2 separate regions of the Homo sapiens genome follow, and region 1 is linked to region 2. Evidence: chromatin contacts called from ENCODE Hi-C or POLR2A ChIA-PET data. All regions are on one chromosome and are shown on one strand. The core of a region is the stretch at or near the end of the contact, and the rest is flanking DNA. Distances in the headings are between cores, read along the strand shown. Region 1 overlaps SYNPO (synaptopodin). Region 2 has its middle 13 kb from the start of RPS14.

Region 1 (2,895 bases), core at 205-2,704, 220 kb after region 2:
TTGGCCCTGAGACACTAGTCTCAGCCTCTATCTAGTTCTTCCCATGTGGCCCTGGGCCCGGGACCTCCCTCCCAGCTCCTCTCCCTAAGTCATGGGGAAACCGAAGCCTCCCTCAGCTAGCCTGACTGAAAGCTTCCCGGGATGTGCCACAGACAGAGCAGCTCCCAGTGCCTCAGACTGTGTGCCCTGTTCCTGTTCTCACCCCATTTCCTAACAGGTGACCATTTTGGTTAGTTTCATGTATATCCTTCTAGTATTTTTTTTAAATTGAGACAGAGTCTCGCTGTGTTGCCCAGGCTGGAGTGCGGTGGCACGATGTCGGCTCACTGCAACCTCCGCCTCTGAGGTTCAAGCGATCCTCCTGCCTCAGCCCCCGCAGTAGCTGGGACTACAGGCACGCGCCACCGTGCCACTAATTTTTGTATTTTTAGTAGAGACAGGGTTTCTGCATGTTGGCCAGGCTGGTCTCGAACTCCTGACCTCAGGTGATCCACCCGCCTCGGCCTCCCAAAGTGCTGGGACTACAGGCGCGGGCCACCGCGCCAAGCCCTTCTGGTATTTCTTTATGGTAATCAACATCTATTGAGCACTTTCTTCCAAGGAATGTGCCGATATATGTAATGTTCTTTTCCATCAGTTATCTCATTTAACCCTCACAACAACCCTATAAGGTTAAGTACTGTTATCACACCCCATTTTACAGAAGCAGAAACTGAAGCCCAGAGGGGTGAAGTAACTTGCCCAAGCTCAGTTAGTAAGTTAAGGCGGCTCTCTCCAAAGCGAGTCTTCTTAACACGGAGGCAGACACAAGACAGCGGGGACTCTTCAGGCGTTCCGGGCTGAGAGTTTGGGCGCCTGCGTTTTATTGCAGGCACTACCTGACTTGGATCGGTGGCTTCCCTTCTCGGTGTAATGGACAAATCGGACTCCGTCCCTTCCTAAAGCCCGGTGTGGAAGACCTCAGCACTAATGCCTGCCCCACCCTCTCTGCTCTCTCCCCAGGACCGCCGGGAGAGCCTGCCCACCTCCCCACCCTGGACGCCGGGCGCGTCCCGGCCCCCCAGCAGCCTAGACGGCTGGGTGAGCCCGGGCCCGTGGGAGCCAGGTCGCGGGAGCAGCATGAGCAGCCCCCCGCCGCTGCCGCCGCCACCGCCCATGTCTCCCTCGTGGAGCGAGCGCTCGGTGTCCCCGCTGCGACCTGAGACCGAGGCGCGGCCCCCCAGCCGCCAGCTGCAGGCGCTTCTGGCGCGAAACATCATCAATGCGGCCCGGCGCAAGAGCGCCTCCCCGCGGTCGGCGGGCGCCGAGAACCCGCGGCCCTTCTCCCCGCCGAGGGCGCCACCGCCCCCGCCCCCGCCCCCGCCCCCGCCCCCGCGCATGCGCTCGCCACAGCCCGCCCGCCCCGGCTCGGCTGCTGTGCCGGGGGCAGCCTTCGCGCCCATCCCGCGGAGCCCGTTGCCCGCCGGTCCTTCGTCCTGCACCAGTCCCCGGAGCCCGCTGCCCGCGCCTCCCAGGCCCTTCCTCTACCGCCGCTCGCCCACGGACTCCGACGTGTCCCTCGACTCCGAGGACTCCGGGGCTAAGTCTCCAGGCATCCTGGGCTACAATATCTGTCCCCGCGGGTGGAATGGCAGCCTTCGGCTCAAGCGTGGCAGCCTCCCCGCCGAGGCCTCCTGCACCACCTAGAGCCCCACCCCCGACCCCACCCCGGGAGGGCAGAGCCAGAAGAAGGCTCATTAGACCTGGGGGACCCAAAGGGTCTGGCCTCTTTGGGCAGCCCCAGAGATGAGGGGTCAGCAGAGGAGAGCTCTGGGGTTGGGGATGGGTTAGGGACGCAAGCTTGAGTTCTAGCCCTTGCTCTCATTCAGCTGTTGTGTGACCCTGGGTAAGACCCTTCCTTGTTTGACCCTCAGCTTTCCCATCTGTTTAATGGTGGCTTTGGCCAAGGCAATCCACAAACGTCAAAATTCCCCTTCCCATCAGTACACACACCGATGCACACACACTCTCTCTTTCTCTCTCTCTCTCTCTCACACACACACACACACACACACACACACACACACACACACACACTAGTTAGTGCCTTGGATGAGGCGGGGCAGTGTGTATATGGACCCCTGGACTTGCTACCTTCAGGGTTCCATACTCGTCCCTCCCCTCCTGGCTCTGCTGTCTGGAGTCTGGCAAGCGGGGTGTGTTCAGAAGGTCCTAGGCCTGTGTCGCATGTCCAGGCACTGGCCTGACCATCCGGCTCCCTGGCACCAAGTCCCAGGCAGGAGCAGCTGTTTTCCATCCCTTCCCAGACAAGCTCTATTTTTATCACAATGACCTTTAGAGAGGTCTCCCAGGCCAGCTCAAGGTGTCCCACTATCCCCTCTGGAGGGAAGAGGCAGGAAAATTCTCCCCGGGTCCCTGTCATGCTACTTTCTCCATCCCAGTTCAGACTGTCCAGGACATCTTATCTGCAGCCATAAGAGAATTATAAGGCAGTGATTTCCCTTAGGCCCAGGACTTGGGCCTCCAGCTCATCTGTTCCTTCTGGGCCCATTCATGGCAGGTTCTGGGCTCAAAGCTGAACTGGGGAGAGAAGAGATACAGAGCTACCATGTGACTTTACCTGATTGCCCTCAGTTTGGGGTTGCTTATTGGGAAAGAGAGAGACAAAGAGTTACTTGTTACGGGAAATATGAAAAGCATGGCCAGGATGCATAGAGGAGATTCTAGCAGGGGACAGGATTGGCTCAGATGACCCCTGAGGGCTCTTCCAGTCTTGAAATGCATTCCATGATATTAGGAAGTCGGGGGTGGGTGGTGGTGGTGGGCTAGTTGGGCTTGAATTTAGGGGCCGATGAGCTTGGGTACGTGAGCAGGGTGTTAAGTTAGGGTCTGCCT
Region 2 (2,870 bases), core at 140-2,639:
ACTTGCTGTGTGATCTTGGCTGAGGCACTTAGTCTCCCTAAGCAAGCCTCAGTTTTCTCATCTGCAAAACAGGACTAATAATAATAATAATCTTGCCTGCTTCATAGCATGTTGTGAAGATTGATTAAGAGAATGCAGCCAGGCGCAGTGGCTCACACCTGTAATCCCAGCACTTTGGGAGGCCGAGGCAGGTGGATCATGAGGTCAGGAGTTCGAGACCAGCCTGGCCAATATGGTGAAACCCCGTCTCTACTAAAAATGCAAAAAACTAGCCAGCATGATAGCAGGTGCCTGTACTCCTCGCTACTCGGGAGGCTGAAGGGGAGAATCTCGCTTGAACCCGGGAGGCGAAGGTTGCAGTGAACCAAGATAGTGCCATTGCACTCCAGCCTGGGTGACAGAGCGAAACTCTGTCTCGGAAAAAAAAAAAAAAAAAAAGAGAATGCATGTAAAACACTCGGCATAGTACCTACCTCAATAAATGTTTGGCATTAATATCTAAGGCTGTGCTGTCTAACATGGCAGCCACTAGCTACACATGGTGGTTGAGCCCTTGAAATGTGGCTAGTCCAAATGGAAGTGTGCTATAAGTGGAAATATATAAGGGACCAGCCGGGCTCAGTGGCTCAGGCCTGTAATCCCAGCACTTTGAGAGGCTGAGGCGGGTGGATCACCTGAGTTCAGGAGTTCAAGACCAGCCTGACCAACATGGTGAAACCCTGTCTCTACTAAAAATACAAAAATTAGCCAGGTGTGGTGGTGGGTGCCTGTAATCCCAGCTACTTGGGAGGCTGAGACAGGAGAATTGCTTGAACCCGGGAGGTAGAGGTTGCAGTGAGACAAGATTGTGCCACTGCACTCCAGCCTGAGTGACAGAGAGACTCCGTCTCAAAAAAAAAAAGTACAATGGATCTCAAACTTCACACAAAAAAAGTAAAACATCTTAATAATTTTTATATTGATTATATGTTGGAATGAAAATATTTTGAACATATTGGGTTACATGAAATATATTATTAAAATTAATGTCATTTTGTGATACTTTATCAGTGTGGCTACTGGAAAATTTGAAATTACACCTGTGGCTCACTTCTGTGGCTTGCATCATATTTCTTTGGTGCTAATTCTAGTGGGTTTTATTGTTGTTTTCAGTGGGGGGGAGGAGATCTGGTTTGGTTTGGGAGCATTTGAATTCCACTGGCTGCACCTTTCTCTTTTACATGGCATCTGAGGTGCAAGGGCTCTTCAGAGATCACAGAGATGCAATCTCCTTTTTGTAAAGATGAGGAAACGGAGGCACATAAGAAATGGATAGGCTGAGGGCCACTGAACCAGGGGTGGCAGAACCCAGATCAGAACTAAGACAGCAAGGCAGCACGCGGCTTCCTGTCAGAACAATGCTGCCACCTGGTGGCCACCTATATATGACTGATGTAAGCTCCCACGGCAACGGGGCTCCCTTCAGGGGCAGGACTCTGCTACCGTGTACTTCCCAGCCCTCTGAAGAGATGCTGAGACAGGGCGGGTCCTCCTCCTCCTCGACTTCCTTGGTAGCCTGATTGCACTGAGCCCCAGCCTGCTAGAAGTGAAAGAGTGTGGCGATTAAGGGCACGGTCTGTGGTTATAGACAAGCGTATGTAAGTTTGAATCCTTGCTCCTGCCCCTTTCCAGCTGTGTGCCCCTGGACGAGTCACTTAACCTCTCTGACCCTCAGTTTCCTCACATGTTAAATTTTGATAATAACAGTACTTACCTCAAAGCGACTGAATGAGGTAATACTTGTAATATGAGTCATAAATATTTATATGATACCAGGTACGCATTGTCTCAGGTGCTGGGACAGCAGTGACCTGAACGGAAAAGTCCAGTAGTCACCAAGCCCAGTGGTTCTCAAAATGTGGTCTCTGAACCATCAACATCAGCACTACTTGGGAACTTAGAAATACAAATCTTCAGACCGGGTGCGGTGGCTCATGCCTATAATCCCGGCATTTTGGAGGCTGGGTTGGGTAATCAATTGAGCCCTGGAGTTCAAGACCAGTGAGGGCAACATAGCAAGACCCCACCTCTAAATAAAGAAAAAGAAAGAAAGATGGAAGGAAGGAAGGAAGGAAGGAAGGAAGGAAGGAAGGAAGGAAGGAAGAGAAAGAAAGAAAGAAAGAGAAAAAAGAAAGAAAGAAAGAAAGAAAGAAAGAAAGAAAGAAAGAAAGAAAGAAAGAAAAAGAAAGAAAAGAAAGGAAGGAAGGAGGGAGGGAAGGAAAGAGGCAGGCAGGGAGGGAAGGAAGGAAGGAGAAAGAAAGAAGGAAAGAAAAAGAAAAAGGAAAGAAAGAAAGAAAAAGAAAGAAAGAAAAGAGAAAGAAAGGAAAGAAAGAAAAGAAGGAAGAAGGCAGGGAGGAAGGGAAGGCAGGCAGGCAGGCAGGCAGGCAGGCAGGCAGATATTCAGGCCTCCATCCCAGATCTACTGAATCAGAAACTCGGGGTGGGAGCCCAGCAATCTGAATCTGATGCATACTTGTTTGAGAACCACTGACTTGGTGATATAGATGTTAATACCAAGTTGGGCTAAGATCTACACATTTGGCCGCATACATGGATAAATAGCTTGAGAATGATGGGCAGAGGTGAGGGATGCTAATGGATCTGTGATGTCAGGGAAGTTTGTCTGATAAGGCGACAGTTTCCAGCAGAGATCTAAAAGTGAGTATCTAGAGGAAAGAGAAGAAGGTCATGCCATCTCCTCTTCAAGACTCTCCCTGTAGACTGTAGACTGCATTCATGACTCTGCTTACTTCTCACTGGCCACAACTTAGTTGTGTGAGTGACACTTAGCTGCCTGGGAGGGGGCTGGAAACTGTACTGTTTATTCCTTG

Evidence for each region. A loop is a pair of places that touch in the nucleus more often than their neighbours do. ChIA-PET counts read pairs that join two places held with the same protein, here RNA polymerase II (POLR2A). Pooled maps may share reads with other maps.
Region 1: a loop to region 2 is called in a pooled map, with 4 times the contacts of the local background. The contact joins two enhancer-like sites. A Hi-C loop is called at or near these places in 2 of 168 maps with a recorded cell type or tissue (B cell and naive thymus-derived CD4-positive, alpha-beta T cell), 1 of 37 single-sample maps with no recorded cell type and 8 of 50 pooled maps. POLR2A ChIA-PET finds 5 or more read pairs at or near these places in 6 of 52 experiments (H1, HepG2, K562 and 3 more).

What each region holds. Positions count from the first base shown.
Region 1 is chr5:150,655,402-150,658,296 of GRCh38, forward strand. It overlaps SYNPO (synaptopodin), which reads left to right. Exons shown (of 3, transcript NM_007286.6): 3 at 1,003-2,895. The coding sequence ends at 1,686. Among named protein-coding and RNA genes, the nearest start is that of MYOZ3, 4.4 kb to the right of the region's middle. RefSeq lists silencers at 981-1,200, 1,341-1,400. Within about 2 kb of position 1,455, at least 19 of the 41 ENCODE cell types and tissues checked have a DNase peak (open chromatin) inside an H3K27ac peak, as active enhancers do.
Region 2 is chr5:150,434,847-150,437,716 of GRCh38, forward strand. No RefSeq gene overlaps it. Among named protein-coding and RNA genes, the nearest start is that of RPS14, 13 kb to the right of the region's middle. RefSeq lists a silencer at 2,546-2,746. Within about 2 kb of position 1,390, at least 2 of the 41 ENCODE cell types and tissues checked have a DNase peak (open chromatin) inside an H3K27ac peak, as active enhancers do.